Linked DNA regions of Mus musculus: region 1 is linked to region 2. A link is a loop called in an ENCODE intact Hi-C map of the cell type or tissue named here. Cell type or tissue: left cerebral cortex. All regions are shown on one strand. Each heading gives the region's core, and the rest is flanking DNA. Links, peaks and the distances in the headings are about the cores only. Region 1 has its middle 95 kb from the start of Gm28380. Region 2 has its middle 13 kb from the start of Gm28380.

The links. Hi-C counts contacts between places; a loop is a spot of excess contacts. Peaks named below come from ENCODE experiments on the same cell type or tissue, not always from the same donor. Only the 100,000 strongest peaks of a DNase experiment are listed, where the experiment ranks them.
Region 1: it touches region 2 in a loop (4-fold over the local background); 2 of 42 quality-filtered maps call a loop at or near these places.

Annotation. Positions count from the first base shown.
Region 1 is chr1:91,700,532-91,711,620 of GRCm38, forward strand. No RefSeq gene overlaps it. Among named protein-coding and RNA genes, the nearest start is that of Gm28380, 95 kb to the left of the region's middle. In left cerebral cortex, for the core only: a CTCF peak has its summit at 5,127; a DNase peak (open chromatin) is centred at 5,127.
Region 2 is chr1:91,592,259-91,603,347 of GRCm38, forward strand. No RefSeq gene overlaps it. Among named protein-coding and RNA genes, the nearest start is that of Gm28380, 13 kb to the right of the region's middle. In left cerebral cortex, for the core only: no CTCF peak of the experiment used is centred there; a DNase peak (open chromatin) is centred at 5,553.

The DNA of each region.
Region 1 (11,089 bases), core at 2,158-7,157, 110 kb after region 2:
GTCCCAGCTGGTAACACTTTTCAGTGAGGCCAACCATGGGTCCTCCTCAAGCTGTGAGAACACGAGGGTCTCTCTGGGTTTGCTGTAGTGTGAGGGAGGGATTTCTTCTAAATGCCCTGGCCCCTGGCCTTTCGAGATGATGTCATTGTGTTTTGGACTGATGGCCAGGTGTTCCTCAGCCTGCTCTGACCACAGCCTCCCACTCCCATCCTTCCTTCCTTCACTGGGTAGCCCTTCTCTACCCCGGGCACTGGTGTGGCTGCATCTGAGGTGGTTTGGTCACGGCTGAGGTCCAGCTTGTTTTTAATGAGAATTCATTATTGGGCTACCTCATTGTCCCCAGCTCAGTTACCCCCTCTAATGACCCCAATCATTCGATGATGATGATCCTTTTGTCTTTTACCTTAAGCATTCTTTCTGGACCAAGGTAACGTTTGCCCCTGGGTTAGGGGAGAAGTCTCGTGTGCTGGTAGCTGAACCTCCACCTCGGCTCTCATTTCCATCCTGACATGCTTTTCCCTGAATCGATTCTGCTGACACTGTCAGATTTACTGATCTTTGGCTGGAATGATCTTCATGCTGTAAGCTCTCGGGGGTTCAGGACTCACAGCCCAGAGCCCCGTGCTCGCTCATAGTATGCACTTAACCTGTATCATGTATCTTAAACTCCAGAATGGGTCCCATAGTGGCCACCAAACCCCGCATGTTATTTGGTATGTCTTGCCCCAAAAGGGCACCAGGGTGTTAAGATCAGCACAGTAAAAAGCAACAGGAAGGCTTGAAGCCGGGTCTTGGAAGGGTGACCTTGCCTGGTCACCAATGAAACGTGTATGAGGTCAGGCCATCTATACTTGGTAGACGTGCTCGGAGTTGTGCGTTGGCCTCAGCTCTGCGATGGACTCCCAGAGAAAGAGAAGATAAATCTGCTTCTGACCATTTACTATGCTTCCTCCACAGTCCATTGGATCCCGACGACAACTTATCGTATACATCTTGGCTCCATTTTGCAATAAGTCTGTTTGAAGGCAACGCAACTCATTAGCTGCCTTAGACGGCCCGCAGCACACAGCGCAGCCAGCTGGCAAGGGACACTCCACGTCAGCAGAAATGCTCGCTGCGCTGCTTGGCTCTTTGAAAACCAGATTCCTGCTAAGCTGACTTATGTGTAGGCCATGATGGAGTAGGCCTGGTGACATCATGTGTTCTTTGATGGTTGCCACGGCCCCCACCCCCACCCCAGGATGTGAACGTTCCTGAGAGGTATGTAATGGTTGGGCCTCTTTCACTGTGCAGTGTGAACATTTGGGACTCAGTCAACTGGCCTCAGGTATTCAGTGGGCTGAAAAAAAAACACACACACAACAAAAAAAGATGTGTCCCCCCACCCCCAGATGTACAGTCTTAAACTTTAAGCATTTCAAAGCTAGAAAGTCAAAAATTGCCTAGACCTCATCATGGATGACATTTGAAATACATTTAAGGCTAGAATCCAAGCTCCATCCTCTGTGATCTGAAGAAAGCCATGTGTCCCCTCAGGCTGTGTCTGTTCTCTAGAAATGAAGCCCCCCAAGCTCCTGCCCAGCTTCAAGACGCTGGGAGTCTGAGGCCGTAGCCAGACACCAGCACAGGAGTGAAACCACTCCAAGGTACCAGGGATGTTTCCCAGCTGGAGGGAACCTCTGTTGTTTAGCATGAACAAGATCCCATGGGCAGTGCCCAAGTTCAGTGGAACAAAGGGACTTGCTTGGACGTTCTCCACTGCCCATGAACGTGAACTCGACTCTCTGTTAGGACGGAATTCAATTGAGCTCACTCACTGTCTCCCCAGGGCTGTGCTGCAAGCAAAGGTAGTCTATGCATCCAAGGGCTGTCCTTGTTCCTTCCCAAGACCATCACCTAGCAGTGCAGAGCCTGGAGCCCATCCTAACCCTTATCCCCACCCAAGACATCTCCCCAGTATAAGTTTAAAGTGTCCCCCAAACTAAACAACAAGCTTCCTTTCATATAGACCCCAATCAGACTATTGTCAGCTCCAGCTGAAACCACCTTAATAACCACCGTGTGATCTGGACTAGAGTACACTGGCTCGTAGATCAGGGATGCTCAACTATAACTTGCATTGAACAAAAGCGTCTGCTGCATTCATTTCTACTTCATTGATTTAAAAAAACAAAACAACTTTTGAACTACTTTGTGGTCTCACTAGGAGTTGCACAAAGAACACAGCAGAGCCAGGTCTCAACCTCCCCTGGTGTCTTGTGTGACTTTGGAGGGTGACTCAATCTAGAAATATTCATCACAATTATGAAAGGAGTTGGAGGTCAGTTGGATGCCTAATGGGGTTCCCATACTGAAAGCCTTCCCCAAGACCTTGGCCTAACTCTGACATTGACATTGGCTTTCCAGGATATGCACTGAAGTCTCTGTGGGCCTTTACCTGGAAGGTTGTGAGCTGGGTTTACCTGGGTCAGTGGTACATAGGGGAAGCCTTGCTCTCTCTGGGAATCTCCAATCTCAATGTGCATTCATTAGCATTAATAAATAAAGTGTTTGATGGGTCTCTACCTCCCCAGAGGGCCCTCCAAGTTCTTAATAAGCATGAAGAAGAGCCATGTCTTTCTTGAGCTAGCACAGAGCCCCCACTCCAAGGGTGAACCTTGCCTGCATCAGGTCAAATGGTGCTCATTTTTGAGTTCTGTAGCAGCAAGAGGTGGTTGTCATACTCTGAGGCTCCCTGGACACCAGAAAGAGCCCGATCCTAACATCCAGGTATATGCAGGTACCTTACCTGGGGTGGCCTTTTCCACTGCCACCTGAGATTACTGGTTTGTCTTGGAGAGGGTACTAAGTGTCACCTTGTTCAGGTTTCTTTCACAGAGACTCTTCCTTGCCTGCAGGGATCATGGCAGCTCATCTGGGGAGTAGGGCAGAGTTTGAGACAGGACTCAGAGTGACCAGAAAGGGTTGGTCAGGATGGTGGGCTATGTGGAGCCAAATGCTCTGGTCCAGGCTTGGACATCCTACAGAGACCTGGATCCCAAGGCTACTCCATTCTGTTACCCATTCCATCCTCCTCCTGCCTTCACTCACACATCCTCTTCATCTCACTTTTCAGAGCTGTCTCTTGGATGGAAAAACACTGCAAGTTCTCTTCAGTTTATAATGCGTTTTGCCCTTACAAACCCACAACCCAGGTTCTATTCCTAGCACCTATATGGTTGCTTACAATCACTGGTTGTTCTAGTCCATGGGGACCTGACACCCTCTTCTGACCTCTGTGGGCACCAGGCACATACAAATACACATGTAGACAAAGCAGTCATGGAGATAAAAAAATGTAATAATGTAAACATAATATAAATAAATCTAAAAAAGAAAACAATAAACCCCTTTGTTTCAATGGTTATTTGAACACAGATTTTGTGAGTCTGTATTTTCTGCCTTTATATAATTACTGAGCTACTTTCTCTCTCTCCTCTCTCTCCTCTCTCTCCTTTTCAAACAATTGGAATTTTAGTTTATTTATGAGTTTCGCTGTTGTTTTGTTTTTCTAACTAATTTGGCTTTTATCTTTACAGCTTCCCCTTCTCTGTTTTCTTTTTGATTACTCCTTTCCCCCCAGTTTACCTGATAAGATATTTAATCTTTGATTGTTTCACTTACAGTGATTTGTGCTCCAAGCTGCGACCATCACTGGCTTTAGCCTGTCTGTGTCATGGCATCTTTTCCAGTCTCACAGTGTTTTACAAAGTCTCCAACTGACTCTAAGAACCCAGGAGAAAACTTTTTGCTACTAATTTTGCATTTCCTTTCATTATGAACAGGAGTCTGTTGTTCCAGTTAGTTCTGCACTCGGAGGTTTAGCATGAAATACAATCACTGTTCAGGCGAGCCTGTAGGCCAGGGCTCTGTGTTCTTCAGTCAGTTTCTGTGCCCAGTGGAGACAGTTGAGCTGGTTGTTTCTGTGAACAGTGGGCATGGCAGCTTATTTAGGTTTTCTGGACCCATGTTGGCTTCTTATCTGACTGCAAGCAGGCAGAGGTGGCGTGGTGTTGTGCTTGCTGTCTGTCCGGTTTCCTCCCTTTCCCTCCTCATCTCTCCTGAAGCTGCTTTCATGAGCACTGTCCTCTCTTGTGGGGCAGAGCCCTACCTTCTGGACAGTAGCTCCTAACAGTTTTTTTCCTTTTTGCTTGAATTTCACCTGACTGTATATCAATAAAGCAAGTGACCTTGTTAGCATCAGTTGCCAACCTGACACACCTGGGAAGAGGAACCTCAACTGGGGAATTACCTCCATCAGATTAGGGTGTAGGCAAGGCTATGGGGACATGTTCTTGATTAATGACTGATGTGGCAGGGGCCATCTCACTGTGGGTGGGGCCACCCCTGGGCTGGTGGTCCTGGGTGAATAAGAAAGCAGGCTGAGCAAGCCATGAGGAGCAAGGCAGTGAGTGTGCAGCACCCCTCCATGGCCTCTGCTATGACACAAATGTTTGGCTTTTCCCCTGTCACTGCTGATGTATATTTACTTGATTGCTTTACTATTGCCTGGTTTATTTGCTCCTTTAATGTTTGTGGGGGGATGGGTTGGTGTTTGGGAAGAACTGTATTTTCATATAACTCTATGAAGAATTTTACATAACACATTAATTTAATTAATTTTTACAATTTAAATTTTAATTTCCATGTTCCCACAGTCTAACTCTTATTTAATCTTCAACTATTTGGTTTAGTTTAGTGGTAGTTCTTACTTCCAACAATAACTATGTATTTTTACCAATATACCAACCCATGGTCTCTCTGTCTCTCCTCCTCCTCCTCCTCCTTCTTGAGACATGATCTTGCCATGTAGCTGAGGCTGGTCTTGAACTCACAGATCCTTCTGCCTCTACTCCCTGAGCACCAACATAACATAACGGGTGAATACCTCCATGTTCAGCTCCGTTTCTCCTTCTCTTCTTGTATTAGTTATTCTTCTTGTCGCTGTGATGAAATACCGGACAGAAGCTACTTAAGGAAAGAAGAGCTTATTTGGGCTCACAGTTTAGGAGTATAGCTTGTAACAGCAGGGAGGGCATGCCAGCTGGGGTGTGAAGCGTGGTCACATTGCGCCACAGTCAGGCACACAGAGAGAGAGGAAGGAGGGACGCTGGGGCTCAGCCCACTTTCTCTTTTTATTTAGTCAGTAATCCACAGAGCGGTGTGGCCAGCGCTCAGGATAGTTCTTCCCAGCTCAGTTAAGCCTTTCTGGAAACACTCTCATAAGCACACTCAGAAGTGTTTCCAGGCTCACTCAAAATCTCGTCAAGTTGACAACAGAGATAATCATAGCCCTTTCAGCTTCCTTTGACAGAGGATATATGTATACATATACATATATGTATATCTATGTGTATATGTATCATACACACACATATGGCCATTTTCTGCTCTTATTCCAAATGCTTTGTACTGTCACTGTCTTGAATATACAGGGTGTCTTAGTTAGAGGTTTATTGCTGTGAAGAGACACCATGACCATGGCAACTCTTATAAAAGAAAACACTTACCTATGTTTACAAATATATATATATATATATATATATATATACACACACACACACACACACACACACACACATATATATATATATATATATGTATCCAGGTCCTGAGGCTGGAAGACACATGCTTTTGACCTGGATCTTGAGGAATAGTGGCCATGAAAAGCTTAGGCCCAGGCAAGGTAGTATAAACCTTTAATTCAAGGAGACAGAGGCAAGCATATCTCTGAGTTCAAGGCCAGCCTGGGATAGAGCAAGTTCCAAATCCCAGATGTAGTGATTCCCACCTTTGATCTTGGCCATACCTTCTGCTGGAGGCCTACATAAGGACAATAGAATACGGAAGGTTCTCTCTTCTTTACCTGCTTGCACTTACCTGCGAGCACCTCTGTTGGAACCCACTTCTTCAGGATTCCAGCTTACACAGAAGGCCGGGTGAAACACCTAGCTTCATGGGACTGAGAAACTCCCAGATTCTTGGATTTCCCATTCACAGCTGCCCATTGTTGGGTTAGTTGGACTACAGACAGTAATTCATTCCAGTAAATTTCCAATATATAGAGACATTCCATAAGTTCTGTGACTCTTGAGAACCCTGAACCCCCTCCATATATATACATGGAATTTATTGGAATGATAAATTCCCAATATATAGAGACATTCCATAAGTTCTATGACTCTTAAGAACCCTAACTTTATCCATCCATCTATCTATGTATCTATCTATCTGGAATTTATTTGAATGACTTACAGTCTGTAGTCCAACTAAGCCAACAATGGTCAGCTGTGATATATTCTTTGGCATTTACACACTCGACATCTTTGAAAACTATGTATACCTCCCAAATTTTGAACACATGAAAATCTATGCAGATAAGCACAGCCTGCATTCCAAGTTTTCCATGTGCTGCCTCCAGACTCCACCAGGACCTGCTGCCTTGCAGCCCTTCTCTCTATGTCCTCTCCCTAACCCTGCCTTCTGTGGCTTCTCTGAATTCACGCCTGGACAGTCTTCCCTGCTAAGTGCTCCTATTCTCTCTTCAGCTGTGTCTAATCTGCTGTCAAATTCGTCCATACACCCATGTGTTCAACATTTTTTCAACATGTCTCTAATACCCATTTAAAAGGTCTCCAGCTTCTTTGACAATTTTTTTTAACTGTGTCTTTTACTCAGCTAAACACATGAGTGATAATCGTTTTACATTTTAGTTATTTTGAAGCTGGTGTCTATAGTCTGAGGCTGCTTCAGGTCAACTTCTTTTGTCTGTTGTTTCCCTTGAATTTGTTTTCTGTCTCTCTCTCTGCCTGTCTCTTTCTCTCTGACTCTCTGTGTGTGTCTGCCCATCTGTCTACTTGTCTCCCCTTTCCCCCCACAGTATCCTGCTAAGCAGATACTCTGTTGCTGATCATACTCCAGCTTGATCATTTCTACCCTTGTTTTCTTGTAAACATGGGGTTTTCTTTTTCTGCTCATCACCAGACAGGATGTATAAAAACCTGGAAAGAGAACCAAGGTCTCAGATATCATTTCTCCACACAGCATTTATAATTCTTTCTAGATGGTAGCTAGTCGTATTCACAGTCCCTGACTCATACCAGGATTTGAGGTGGATGTTGTGCCCGGCCAGCAGATCACAGGTCTGGGTTCTAGCCTGGAAAGGCATTTTGGAAACCTGGAAGAGAAGAGGGGCTGGGCTGCGCGAGATGAGGAAGGAACCAAGACAAAGGTCTCTGCTCAAGGTTCAATTTTTACTATTCCAGCACTCCGTTATGAAGGAAGGGGGAGGGGCCTGATTCCCACCAAATATTCTTGGAGTCCAGTAGCAGGGTGACCACGTGTACGGCTCCGAACAGCAAAGCTGCCGGTTCCAGCAGTGGGCGTGGCAGAACGATTGAGCCGGCAAGCTCCATCCAGGTGTAAACAGTGGAACCATTAAGGCTGGGGGAGGGGAGGCTACAGGTGGAACTGAATTCATACCTCTAAGAATGATCCATTTTTTCTCCTGCTCTGTGAACTTCTGATTCCTCGGTGGACTCTATGTGTCCTCCTGGTCCTGGAATCTAGAGCTTTTCTCGGCTCTTACCTGTTTCTTCTGGAATGGACACAGGACTCTGGAGACAGCCAAGACTGTCTGCTCTTTCCTCTTTCCTGGACCTGTGCCTTGTAATGTTCCTCAGCTACTTAGCTGACTGATGTCTTCTCTCAGGTTTTCTTTTGTCTGGATTTTCTACTTTTTCTTGGCTAAAGTGTTGGTGGGAATGACCTACCCTGTCATTTCCAGAAGTGGAACTTGTGAGTAATTTCATACTATTTAGTATTTCCCATGTTCTCCATCTTGTCCCTGTGTTTATCTTAGGATTATTGTGAGCTAAGATTCGGGGGAATGGCAGAGCGATGTGCAGTTGGCATCGGGGGACTGTCAGTCAACTTCCCTGCCGCTGTGCTTTGGACTGTATCAAAGAATCCACGTTGTGGCCACTGGAGAGGCTTTTGTCCTCTCATACACAGGACTGCCTGGCAGGTTGTGGAAGCACTGTGCCTGGGAGGGGACCAGCATCCATGAGTTTGTGGTGCTGCTCTGCCAGACCTAAGCTGTCTCTGATGCCAGGAGCCCAGCTGCTTCCTGGAAGTCAGCCGACCGTCTGCACACTGGAAAGAGGCACTGTGGACCCTGGAGTCATCTGAGTTGCTTTCTTTCTTTAATGAGCACTTGGGTGTGTCTTCTTCGTGTATCTAGAGCCTTCACCTCCCTCACCCCCACCCTTTGGCTTTTGGATCAGTTGGAAAGCCAATATAAGTTTACAACTTGAATAGCGTATAACCCGGTGATATTTTGTGACTTGAAGCCAAGTTAAACATATGGCTATTTGAATGTTATTTTGTTGAAAACCTTTTTGGAAATGCCTTTTATCCACTTTTGGGCAGATCTAATTATAGATGGATTTTTTAGCTTGCATGTTGAGCACTTGATTTGGTAGGTCTGAACAAACCAGAAGGGGCCAAATCTCCCCCATGGGAGCAGGCAAATCCGTGGGTTGTAGAGGTTTTTTATTTTTTTAATATTAACTATTGCTCAAATAATATTACTGTTCCTTTCAGGCTCCTACCTACCCAACTTACACACACTTCCAGTGCATGGAATGTCGGCTGACATTACTTTTGCAGTTACCCGGCAGCCTTTGCATTCATATGTAACATTTGAGCTTCAGAGGAGATTGAGTTTGCCAACAGTAAGCCAAATAAGCCTTGCTAGACTGTCCCACACTGCCTCTGTCCTGCCAAGGTCCCTGGGTGACCTTGGCCTCCAGCCATGTCATGACCCTTGTTGGGAACATGCTATGTGCTACTGTGCAGGGCTGGGTTCTCTCTAGGACTTCTTGCTGGATGGTCAGGGCCCTGTGGTGCTTTGCAGTTTGCATGAATGACCCAGTGGAAGTGAACTTGGGCAGGTCCCTGGCCACCCAGAGTTTCATCTATTCAGTGTCTACACCACAGAGCCACCCTGGATGCATTCCAGGATAAACAGCATAATGAACTTTGCTCATCCTCACCTCAGCGCCCCTGGCCCATCATTGGAGACCCAGAATGAGCTTCCTCATGTGACTAGAACACTGTTCCCCATCTCCTGATGCTTTTCCTGATTCTGTGGTATTACACAAGCTTACAGACCCAAGAAGAACATGGCCAGGAGAAGCTTTATGTTAGTGTCAGGGAGAATGGTAGACGGTGGTCCCTGGAATTGCGCCTCTTACCTGGGAGGCAGAACCAGGAGATGTGAAGGTGTCAGGAGAGCACAGAGAGCCTTGAGGGGACCGGCAGTCAAGCCACAGGTGTCGTGCTGGGCTGCTAGAGAGAAGGACGCTGGCTTTAAGGAAATGAAAAGCCTGGGGTAAGTCAAAGCACAGGTCATCTGGCTCTTCAGCAATCCGTCCTCCTGCTAAAATCACAAAAATAATACACAAAATAAAAAAAAACAACAACAAATCATTGGAAGGATCAAGGCCACTCAGCTTCCTCCCACACTGGCTGAGTTCTCCAAGCATTTCGAGTCCTACACAGAACAGGCCTCAGTGAGGAAGGCATGAAGGAAGCAGATCCAATCTCCGTGAGTCTCAGTGTAGACACAGATTGTTACCATCTAGGGGTCCTGATTAGTTCGTTTTCTTCACAAGCTAAAGAATTAAAAGGCAGGAGAACAGGTGGTAGCTGGGAGAGTCACACAGCAGCCAGAATCAGTCAGCTGGGAAGAGAGACTTTTTATTAGGAGTGAGGAAACACGCACGGGCACGGGCACAGGCACGGGCACAGGCACAGAGGGAGAGGGTGTAAGACAGCAATCAAGAGTGAGCTAGAGAGAGAGAAGGAGAGAGGGAGGGAAAGAGGGAGATAGAGAGAGGGGGAGGGAAGGAGGGAGGGAGGGAGAGAGAGGGAGAGACAGAGACAGAGAGACACAGAGAGGAGAGAAGCAGAGGGGGAACTCTAGAAGTTGGCTTAAGAAGGAGCATAGGGGCTGGGAGGGAGCAGAAGTTCATGGGGGTGAAGGTGGGAGCAGGGTTAAAGTCATTGAAGGGTCATCTCCCCATTCTTTAGGGTTGGTCAGTTTTAAGAAAAATAGGATGGCTAATTGGACTACAATGGTTGTATCCTCATCTGACCTTGAACTTGTGGAGACAGCGCATCAACAGGGTGCCCATGAACAAGAAACAAAAGCCCACATGGCTTTTCTTTCAAGCTGCCAGGCTTCTGCCTCAGGTCAGGAGGTTGAGGAAGAAGCCAACCATATTGGAAGCTCACCATCTTTATTACCTCCTCATGGCATCTCTCCCTATCTGTCTGCCTACCAGAGAGTCTGTCTCCTGGACCCTCAAGATGATGTCAGGGAAAGGAACTTGGGGTAGAGGACAGTGGCTCATGAAGACCCCGATGGGGAGGAGAAGACCCTGGGCAGGCAGGAGGTGGGAGCTAGAAAGGGGTGATGTTCCATCTACACAGGGCCAGAGATGTATCATTTTGCAGCAATTTGGTCAGACTCCTGAAGGACAAGAGCAATGGGGAAGAGAGGGCTGAAAACTTCATTTCAGTTCAAAAATTATTTGTAAAAATTTCTGAACTTGTTTGATTTGAAACTCGTCTATTCTCTTAAAAATATTTAATTTGTATTTATTTACTTATTGTGTGTCTGGCTGTGTATGTGGAGCAGCGGATGCTCATGCTATGCCATGGGTATGGAGGACAGCTTGTGGGAGTCAGCTATCTTCTTGTTATATGGGCTTGGAGACTGATTGAGCTCAGGTTGTCAGGCTTAGCTGCAAACTCCTTTACCTACTAAGCCCTCTCGCTGGCCCATGCTGCTTCTACTCTTGGAGATATGATCAGCTTAGGGTAAACTCAGTGGTTTCTATTTCAATGGCCCAATAAAAAGGTTCTTGATCTTTCTGTGATAAATGCTGTATATTTATTAAATTCACATATGCTTTCCCCACAGCACATGTATAAATATTTTTTCCCAACACCCTTAAATTTTCTGAAAGGCTCTTGCTGCTAA
Region 2 (11,089 bases), core at 2,774-7,773:
TATTTTCAATAAAAAAGAAGAGGTTTTATATTTTTGTATGTTTTATATTTTCTGGATATAAATCTGCTATAATTTGAATCTTAAATATCTCCAAAGGAATTAATATGAACAAGGTACATAAAACCATGCATAAAAATGCTACAGTCAAGCCTATTACTTTGTATCTACACCAAGGAGATGTTCTCAGGCTAGGGTTTGTCAGTGGCAGAGAACTTGCCTAGCAAACTCAAAGCCCTAGGTTTAGTCTTCAGTATAAAAGCGAGCAAGGTGAAGAGGCGAGAAGTTAAGTGTGCTTGCCTTTCTACTGTTAACTTCATTCCTATCACTTATCTTCAAATGATTGCATGTGAAACTTTTCTTCTGTAAAGTTTTTTTTTTCTTCCAGAAGATGCTACTTAAAAGACCAAGTGGTCTGTGGAGGGAGAGAATTTGTTTTTACTTCTTCCTTACAGTCTTGACATTTCCTTTTCTTGCCCAGTTGCCCTGTCTGGGAACCCCAGTGTAATTCTGGATAGACGTGTCAAGAGCAAACAGCTCTGCTTGCCGAGCCTGAGGGAGAAGACATCCACTCTTTTATCATCTAGTAGGAGTGGCCTGGAGGTTTTGGTAAATGTCCCTTTTTCTTGAGTTTTAGTTTGTTGGTTTGTTTTTTAAGCCCGGAAAGGTGTTGAATTTTGTCAAACCCCTTTCCTGCACCTAGTGATGATCATATATTGTTCCTTTCTGTACTATTGATATGGCAGAGCGTATCAATCAGTCTTCAGGCATTGAACCAACCTTGGATTCTGGGAACAAGTCCCCCTGGGATATGGCATGTGCACTGTTATTTCTAAATGTGGCAGGTGCAGATTGCAGGCCCTTTACTGATGATCTCAACGCCATGTTCATAAGCCACCGTGGTTGAAATTTCCCTTTCTTGGGATTTACTTTTAAGGTTTGGGTCTGCAGAAGCACTGGGCTTCTAGCTGAGAGGTGTTCAGTCTGTTTGTTTTTGATACTAAGTTCCTTAAGTTCTCAGTAGAATCCAGCAGTAGAGTTCTGCAGCTTCTCTCTGCAGGCAGTTTTTGGTGACTGGCTCAGTGTCCTGTTTCCTCAGGTGTCTTAGTGGTTTGTGTCTTTCTAGGGATGTATACACTCCACCAAAGTTAGAGACGTTGTTGTTGCAGGCTTGCCCACAGCTTTCCTTTCTAACACATCCTGTTTAGTCTCAGGTGGATGCCTCCTCTTTCTCTCTGATATTGGTAGCAGGCAGTTCTCTTTTATTTTTGACTCAATCCAGCTAAAGTGTTGTGGGTTTTTTGCTGTTCTCAAGGAGTGGCTTTCTGCCTCACTCTTTGCTCTGTTTGTTTGTTTTTTTGTTTTTTTTTTTCTTTTTCTTTTTCTATTCTCTATTTAACTAATCTCTCTCTCTGCTATTTCCCTTTTTCTGCCTGGGTAAAAGTTTAGTTTGCTTTTGTTTTTCCAGTGTCTTAAGGTTCGTAATTTGAGAGTTTTCTTCTTTTGTGACATGGGCATTTTTATGGCTGTAGCTATCTCTTTAAATTCAGTATCAGCTGCATCCCACACACTTTAGTACTGGGTGGTTTTGTTTCACGCACTTTACAGTGGGTTCTAATCCCCACCCCTCTTATCCACAGATCATTCAGGCATGCATAGTCTATTGTCAAAGATTTGGTTTCATCAAATAATCAGCAAGAAGTTACTTTTATTTCCTGGTTTCTGAGTGTTTTGTTTTTTGTTTTTTGTTTTTTAGAATAAGTGGGCGGTAATAGGGGGCCACAATTTTGTTATCTCTCTTGTCAAGAGCTGGGTTACACAGTTCTTTCTCCTGAATCTGGAAGGCCCTGTTTAGTGGATGGAATGTGGGCACTTAGTGCCACACAACTTTTAAGGTTAGATTGGGAAAGATGTCACAGATTTCTCCCATGTTCTCCCATGAAGCCTCAGGATGGAAAACCGCCACAGACCAAGTCCATCTGTTCAGACATCCCAGCACCATGAGGACAGCCATGTTGCTCACACAGAGAAGCCACTTGTCCTAGTTAGTTTTCTACTTTTGTGATAAGACACCACAACCATGGCGTATAAAAGAAAGCATTTAATCTGGTTTATGGTTTCAGAAGACCAGAGTTCATGATAGTGGAACAAAGAAACAGCTGAAATCTCACACCTTGATCCACAACCATGAATGAGAGAGAGAGAGAGAGAGAGAGAGAGTGAGAGAGAGAGAGAGAGAGAGAGAGACTGGGACTCACACAAGTCTTTTGAAAGGTATGTCCCCAGTGACACACCTCCAAATCCTTTCCAAACAGTTCCACCAGCTACAGACTAAGAATTAAAACATGTAGGCAGTTTCCATTTAAACCATCATACCACATAAGAAAGAATTGCTTAATAGGCCCTGGCTCTTCTAGTTATCCCATGCCGGGTGCCAGACCCAGGCAAACATTTCCATCCTGGCAATTATGTCCTTAGAAGACGCTACAGCAAGGGTCATGCATAAGGCTGTAGTTGAGCTGTTCGTGCCATCTGCTACAATGCAAACGCAGTGATGATTCAGACAGTTGGGGTGGGGGAGGGGAAGAGGCAAGTCATCTTCATGATAACTGTCCTAGACCCAACTGACAGAGTAGTGACCATGACAAAATGACTTCATGCCACTAGGTTTTAGGGTGTGTCCTAGTTAGGGTTAACATTGCTGTGATGAAACACCATGACCAAAGCAACTTGGGGAGGAGAGGGTTCATTTGGCTTACACTTCCATATCGCTGTTTATTCTCAAAGGAAGTCAAGGCAGGAACTCAAACAAGGCAGGAACCTGAAGGCAGGAGCTGATGCAGAGGCCATGGAGGGGTGCTGTTTACTGGCTTGCTCCTCCACCAGCCAAGGGATGACATCACCTACAATGTGCTGGGCCCTCCCCCATCAATTATTAAGAAAATACCCTACAGCTGGATCTTAAGGAGGCATTTTCTCAACTGAGGGTCCTCCTTTCAGATGACTCCAGCTTGTGTCATGTTGACATAGAACTAGCCAGCAAGGGCAGTTGTTTCCCTCTTTTTATCCATCTTGCTTTGTGGGCTTCTCATTTGCCTGAGTCCAGGAGAACATGCATTCCCATCCTATATCCTGGCCCTGTGGCTGTGACCCTAAGTCCAACCTCTGCCCTCTGCCCGGGGACTCCACAGGCTGTGTGTGCATGCCCTCCTCAGGGTTCTTCCGGCACGTCTTCCATGAGGTGCTTTTTCATTATTTCAGTGAGGTGTGTCTTCTTTCTATTTAGTTATTTGAGTGTCCTGTGGGCTGTGATTTTTGTGAGGTCATCTTTGAAGATGCCCACGGCGCTGCTTTTCTTTCCTCTTTTTACCCATGAGGATGGGAGGAGGCTTTACTCCTGTCTTGGCCCCGGCTGAGCTGGTTGCTGGGAAAGCTCTCTGACCCATTCCTGAGCCTGGTGATGCAATCCAGTCCTCTCCCTTTAGAGCTCTTGGTCCTCACCCGTCAATCACTGCAGGAGTGGGAAATTCAGCAAGAAAGAGTTCTTGTCAGGGCTTCAGGGAGGCCTGGCACCAGTCAAGGCCATTTCCTTAGAATCCTGCAGGGTTGCAGTGGTTTTCAGGACACTGAAGGCCACCCGGAACTTGGGGCACTTAAATGGAAACATGAATATGTCCATGCCGGGATAATGGCTGGCTCCTTAAGAATGAACCAAGTCTACACGGGCTACCGGGAATCTTGCAGGGTCATCCAAGCCCCCGTGAGGAAGGCGGGAAGCTTGTTTTAATTAGATGTGAACTTTCTGTCAGACACATCTCTGTGTCTGACCTCACTGCAGACTTCTGTGGGTACTTGATGTTAAAGTACATCACACACACACAGACACATGTGCACGCATGTACATACACACATGAACTCTCATATACACCTATGCTCGAGCTTGCATGCACATGTGCACACACACATATGTATACACACACACACACACAAACACACACGATGTATTTACTTACATAGACCTACACACACACACCTCCTAGCCTCTCCAAGTGTTGGGCGGATTACAGATGTCCCCTTTTTCCAGGGTTGGCTGCCTCACTATTTCCATGTGGAGGAATTGTTGATTAAACATTAGGCACAGAGCCCTGGCCTATCAGAAGCTGTCCCTGGCCTTTTTTTTTTTTTTCCTTTACCAAACAAATCTCTTTGTTCTTCCATCAACATCATTGGGACAAGGCCCTCGGAGCCTTTTCCTTCTAGAGGGCTGGGGAGAAGCCACACACCTTTTGTGAGGTCCTGTTGTCTTGGATGGGTCTGTTACATGAAGACTCCATTCCTCTCTCTCCCTTAGAGGCTTGCTGGCCACAGTGCCTGGGGTCACCAAATTAAAAGCACATGGGATTGTTCTAGTGTTCCACTGGGACTTGATCAGTGTTCAGCTCGGGGCTTCTGGTGACCTAGAGCCTCTTTCTCCCTAGTGGTATGCATATATGTCTCTAGACATTAGCATACACGTGTGTGCGCGCCTCCCACTCCTACATACATAATTACAGGCATACTCTGGCAGGATCTGGTTCTGGCCTTGCTTTTAAAAACCAGGAAGCCAAGGCCCTGGGTGAATCAGTAAACTTCAGAGACTTGGTGACATATTCTGGATGAGAAGCCAGCTCTCTGGTCCCTGTGCCCCCCCTTTCCCGAATACAGCCTGGGTGGGCGTCAGCTCTCACTACATACAGCCTACCCTCCTGTTCCCTCACCCGGGATGGGGCCTCTCTCAGCCTAGACCTCCCTCATCTCCTTTCCTCTCTCTCTCTCTTTTTTTCCCCTGTCATTTCTAGACCAGGACTGACTGTGTCATGGGGATGTGAGAAGGGTTCCACACACATTAGACCCTTTTGGTGTCAGCCCCACTCCTCAAAGCAGCTTCCTTCCGTCCCAGTTTCCTGAACCTCAGAGGATCCCACACCCAGTTCTGCCCTCCAGCTGGACTTGCCCCTTTGAGCCTGTCTGTTGGGGGGGGGCACAGGAGAAAACCCACTTTTAAAGTTTTTCTTGGAGTATGGTTTGGTACCAGGCAGGCCTGTTGTTTAATTACTATTTGGCGAAACTGAGGTTCAGGAGGCTAAACAGGGGTGTCCAAGTTGGTGCTAAATCTACATGACAGGCCAGGAGCCCAAATACTCCTCTTCTGTCTTTGTGGGTCTTTGTATCAAACTGATCATATGCCCTGGTCATGGGGGAGTGGGGAAGGGAGGTTGGGCTGCCCACAGTCCTTTTTCTTCTGAGTTCCAGAGGGAGGCGGTGCTGCTGGTGGGGTTGGGGATGGAGAATAACTGTATGGCAGAGGCTCTGCCAGGCCTGAGTGATTCTCATCTGTATGGTGACATTGGATCGGCCAACCCTGGGACCTCCACAGAAGTTGATGCAGCTGGGTAGAGGGAAATAAGTTTGATTGTTGTTGCCAGAAAAAAAAACGATGTCTAAGTAGTGACAACCACTTAGGGATGGTGGTGTTCCAGGAAAGGAAGCTGAGAAGTGGGCGGGGGTTGGCAAGAAGCTGGTTTTATTTTTAAGACAGGAGAGATGCCCACATGCTTTCCCACAGTGGAGAGTGGCAGGGAGTTGGGGTTGGGGGTGATGGGAGACGGGAGACGGAAGACTCAGAGGTGTTTAGACAGTGGTTCTGGACTGGTTCCCCAGGACCCTGGGATGGAGAGGAGTGTCCCTGGATGGGGCAGGACCAGATGACATTCTTTCCAATACAGGGAAGGCTAGGGACACAGGTGTAGGGAGGACGTGGAGTGTAGGGTGGAGGTCTCCCCAAGTGGCTTCCAGAAGCTGTGGGTGCGGGGAGTGGGTGCTTTGGTTAGAGACTTTGGAAAGGGAAGAGGATGCTGTTTGAGAAGGGCATTTAGTGACACTGAGCGAGGCATCACAGGAGAAGGTGGGTCCTGTTTTCGAAATGTATGTGTAGTTCATAATGATGGAAGAGAGATAGGAAGGAGAAGCTGGGAGTCCTTATCTAGAACTAGTGAGGTCTGCCACGAAGGTTTTCCTTTGAGGGGCTTAGTTCTGTTTTTTTAAAGATTCTTATATGGACATAATTGATTTATTGATCATGAAAAGAGTATTTAAACATGAAACAACTGAGGAAATTATCTAATTTTGGATTAAAAAGGACTTGAGGCTGCGTACCAATTGTCCTCAGATATTTGAAGGTGAAGGGACAGAGTACTTCGGGGGGGGGCGTTGTGTATTCTTGGTCACAGGAAGATCTCTTGGCAAGACGGGGTGGAGGCAGGCCTTCACGGGCAGGGCGGGTGGTCCGTGGTGCGTTTGATGTGATGGTGGTGATGTTGTGAGCTTTCTAACACAGCGGTAAAATTCCAAGACTGCTCGCTCTCAGGGAGGAAAGGCAGCTGGTGGTAGAAGGAACTCTTTTTTTTCTCAGGAAGCTACCAGAGAAAGGAAGAGTAGGTGACAAGCCCAATATCCCTTTAAAAGATGCCTCCATGATGACTTAGCCTCTTCCCCAAAGGCCACACCTCCAAGGGCTTTCATTGTCTCCCAGAAGCGCTACAGGATGGAGGTGGGCAAACCTTAAGCACACGGACTTTCAGGGGACATTCAAAGTCCAAACCATAGCAGTGGTGATGATAGAGAAGGTAAAGGAGGCTGATGATGGTAGAGATGCTTACAGTTTTCATGGAGAGGTTGATGCTGATACAGAGGATTGTGTGGGTGACTTTTTTGTTGTTGTTGTTTTGTTTTGTCTTTTGAGGTAGGGTTTCTCTTTGTAGCTGTCCTAGAACTTGCTCTGTAGATCAGTCTGGCCTTGAGCTCAGAGACCCACCTGCCTCTGCCTCCCGAGCACTGGGATTATAAGTGTGTGCCACCACACCTGGCTTGACAGCTGTGAACTTCAACATCCTTTATATTCACATTATCTTGGCAGGGCATAAACACTAATTTCTTTTAAAATATTTTTATGTATATTCATTTATGTGTACGTAAGGGGGCATGCACATCCCACGGTGCATATGTAGAGGTCAGAGGGCTATTTGTTGGGGTTGGTTTCCTTCTACCACGTGGGGCCCAGGGATGGAACTCCAGTCATCAGGCTTGGTGGCAAGTGCTTTTATGTGCTGCACCATCTTTATGTTCTACAGACATTTGTCCCTATGTCCAGCTTCTACTGGCATGGGCTCTCTGGAAAACGCTCAGCTGTTACCACATTCAGCACTGAATGAGGCTAAGAAAACACGTGGTGTCTGCTGGCCAGAGACAGAGTTGGAACTTGACACAGACCTCCCCAGCCTAGGACTCCATCTCCTTCATCTGGAGTGTTAGCATCTTCCTGTAGACCAAAGACACCTGGGAAAGCGTGACTGTAGCCCCCTGCACTCGGGCTTGGGACCTGAACCATGTGGGGCGAGGAATAACACAGAGGTCAGAGAGTGTTCTGCAGGAAGCTCTGTGCCTTGTGTCCTCTCCTCCCTTAGTGATTTCCCAGGATCCTCTTCTGGCTTTTGTGTCTCTTTTTACTTTTTCCCCAGCTCTGAAATACAGATGCTTCCCTGAACTCTTAGTCCCCAGACTGCTCCACAGGTGCTGTGGTTCTAAGCCTCAGCCTCCAGCTTGACGGAGCATCCTGATGGCCCAACGCTGCAGTTTTGTCTCCGCCTTCTCAGAGCTCCCCTCTTGCAGTCACACTATCCTTCCCCTCCCTGATGCCACCCCCTACCTTGGAACCTTGTTCTGGAGGGACTCTCTGGCCATCACCTGAGCATTGAACCCCAGGTCCTCTGCAGCTTCAGGGCTGTCCTCATGCCCCATGCCCTCTGCATTAGCACCTGGCACTCAGTGTGATTGGTTTCTTACCCTTTGTGTTGCCCCTGTGCTCTGCTCATGACCCTATAGGGCTTCTGCCGTCTTAAGATGGTATCTGATCTCTGCCACTGGTCTCTCCATTACTCTTGGGTTTTTCATATCTTTCCCGCTGGAGTTTACAGTCTGATTCAACACCCAGACTGTGTCCTTGGCTTGGAATGACTTTCCCTTTCCTTCACGGAGAAACTCCACTCCTTCATTCTGGCCCAGGAAGGGCATCAGTCTGCAAGGTATTTGCCCAATTCTCTCTGGGGTGCCACATTCCTGCTTGCCCTTCCCTCTGTTTCTCTGATGGCTGGGACCCTCCTCTTTGCCTCTCCCCCAGGGTCTCTGTGACAGTCTGTAACAACACTAGTGATAGGGCTTTAACAACACTAGTGATGTCCCTTCCTTTTGGTGCTCCGAAGGATGCTCAGGGCACTTGCTGGGTGTAGCAGAGCTGGGATCATCATCATTCAACAAGCATGTGTTGTGAGCCTCTGTCTCCAGCCAAGTGTGCAAGCCCAAAGCCTGCAGGCAAATGGCAGGAGGGTGGTGGGCTAACACACTGCTGGGGACTCTGCACCTTGGGCTTGAGTGAGTGAAGCTTGGCCAAGGGCCTGCAACCCCAGCTGCTCAGGGCAGGGCACACAGGCTGCTCTGCTGCTGCACTGAGGTGTCATGGACACCAGAGGGCTTGGCAAGAGTCAAGTCTCAGCCTGTTGGCAGCAACCACTGTTGAGAGGAGCACGCGGCTCTCTCTGTGTGAGCCCAGGTCTGTGGGGACAGGAGAGGGAGCTGCTGAGCAGCTCCCGGGGTGCCTGCTTTCTCTCATCAAAGGCTCAGCTGGGTAGCAAGGGCACAGGGACTAAGATGGAGGCTGGCTGGGTGAAGCCAGCATCAGTATTAGGCAACAGCCCCAGATCCCTTTGTTTCTATGCTCCTTCCAAAGTGGCAAAAGATCAAGGCCCCAAGCTTGAAATAACAAAAGGGAAATCGCTTGCAGACTGTGCATCTGGAGGCCAGAAGGACTGCGAGAGCTGTGCACAGAGGGATGGGGGAGGGGCAGGGTCTGGACCTGATTCATAAACTTTCCTGAGCTCCCATGGCCTGGCAGTATGGGCCGAGGTTGGCCCGGTATAGCTCCTTCCACTCGCAGTGGGGCACGGTTGCAACACCTTGCCCCTGGGCTTTGGGATCCTGTTGTTGGCTGGGTCTGTGTGCAGTGTCATTGTCAACCTCCCCAGGTCCCAAATGCTTGATTTGGGTCACATCCTGGGGCTGAGGTTAATGAAGATCTACTGCAGATCTCTGCAGCCTAGCTGGTGACATGTATAGACACCTGTCCATGATTACCAGGGGCCTGAGGAAAGCCAGTTTATAGAGCCCTGTGGGCTTGCCTTGCTGACAGACAATAGGGCTTCCTCCTGGGGCAAGGGTGTTATACACAGGGCACCACACCTGGGCCCTGAGTCAGAGTGTGGGCCTCATAAGGACTGACTTCAGTGAACTTAGCCCACCTGCTAGTTTGTCCTGGGGTTAGGACTTTCAGAGGACTTTACCCAGCATCAGGGCTGAAGCATTCTCTGCAGAAGTGGGGAGAGCTGGGGTTTCTTGTCTATACGCCATAGTTTGGATCACTCAGAAGTCAGCCAGCATGACTATGGAGGACATCCAGGTGGCAGCTGACACTCACACATTGCTGTCACTGACAAGAGACTTGGCTTCCAGGCCTGGCACACCTGGTTCCATCCCATGCTTGGCCCAGGTGGGTTTTCTGTCCTTGTCAGAAACAGCTGGGGTTGGGAGCTGATGAATGGGTTGTCTGAGGTCACACAGCTGGCCAATAAGAGCTTCGAATCTAAGCCTCCTGACAACCAACTGTGGCACTTTCCAGAATCCTTGTCTCCTGAGACCTCAAGCAGTCCAAGCCCTTTCTCAGAAAGCCATCTTTCTAAAATGCTGTTTGGGTCCCATCACTTTGCACTTTAAAAGCTGGCAGTAGCCCTGGTCTTTAGAGGTTCTTTTGGAGACTGGGTGACAGTCGACCAGGGTTCTGTAGAAGTTCATGGATCAGCCCTCAGTGAGACATGGCAGAGGCAGGCTGTTCATTGGCCATGTGTGTCTTGTCAGCTGTCCGGGGTCCTGGGTGTGTCTCCTTAGGGCTCAGGCACTGGGTGGACCCTGATTGTACGATATTCTAGCCAGACCACCAGTAGGAGGCGCTGCTGTGGGGGTGAGGGTGGGTGGGTGGGTGGAGAGAGGTGGGGCTTCTCTGACGCTGTTTCAACTATTGCTGGTGAGGATAAGACTGGGCAGGATAAAGCTGCAAGTCAGGCAAGTGGAGGGAGCACTTGCTGAGATTTCTAGGGACACCTGTTTCAGACCCAGACTGCATCCTGCCTCCCTCCCTTAGGTTGGATCTGGCATTCTGAGGCCTCCTTAAGCCTCTATTTTCAGAGCTTTGGGAAGTAGAGCCTCATTTCCTGGTTTATTTTCTCATTTTAGCGGGATTTGCATCAGGGGTTATACACTCCTTAGTCTGCCACAGTGAAACAGAAGTCAACTGACTGTTAATGTCAGGGGAAAGATGCAGTGTAAGTGAGCACCCGTTCAGATGCATTTACACAGTGACTTTTTTAATGGCAAGACAGTGAGGCTGAGTCCGTCTGCTCTGTGGTTCCTGTTGATGCTTGCACGACGGACTTTCTCACTGCAGCAGGGAGAGCCAGGGGGTTAGCAAGAGAGCGGGTGCATCTGATCTGGGAAAGTGGAGCTCTCTGTACAGCAATGGGCACTGGCTTGGGGCTTCCTGTGCAGTAGTTGACTGTAGTGGCATTTGCCCTTCCCCTGCCCAGCATCCTTGGTGGACCATGGTCAGAATCTGGTCAGGGCCTGGAGCTGGGCTGGGGTTTTCCAGTGTAATGTCCCCAGTGTTGCTGTGGCTGGAAGGATATTGTTTCTTGGTCTGGTGCTTGGATTCCTAGGTGCTGATGGTGACGGGCTTCTGCCTAAGATGTAGAGGCTTCCCTCCCACAATGCTCATCTTCTCTCCAGTCTTGTTCCTTATATGGGGTTGGCCTTTCTCAGGAACCCTTTGTTCCCCGTGAGTCCTGACGCTTGGTGTTTGCTTGTCGTAGGCTTCCAGACCTTCTGGAACACACTGATTTGGAACAAGCTTCCTATCCATCGGGATAATGGAATGACCAGACAAAACCTCCTT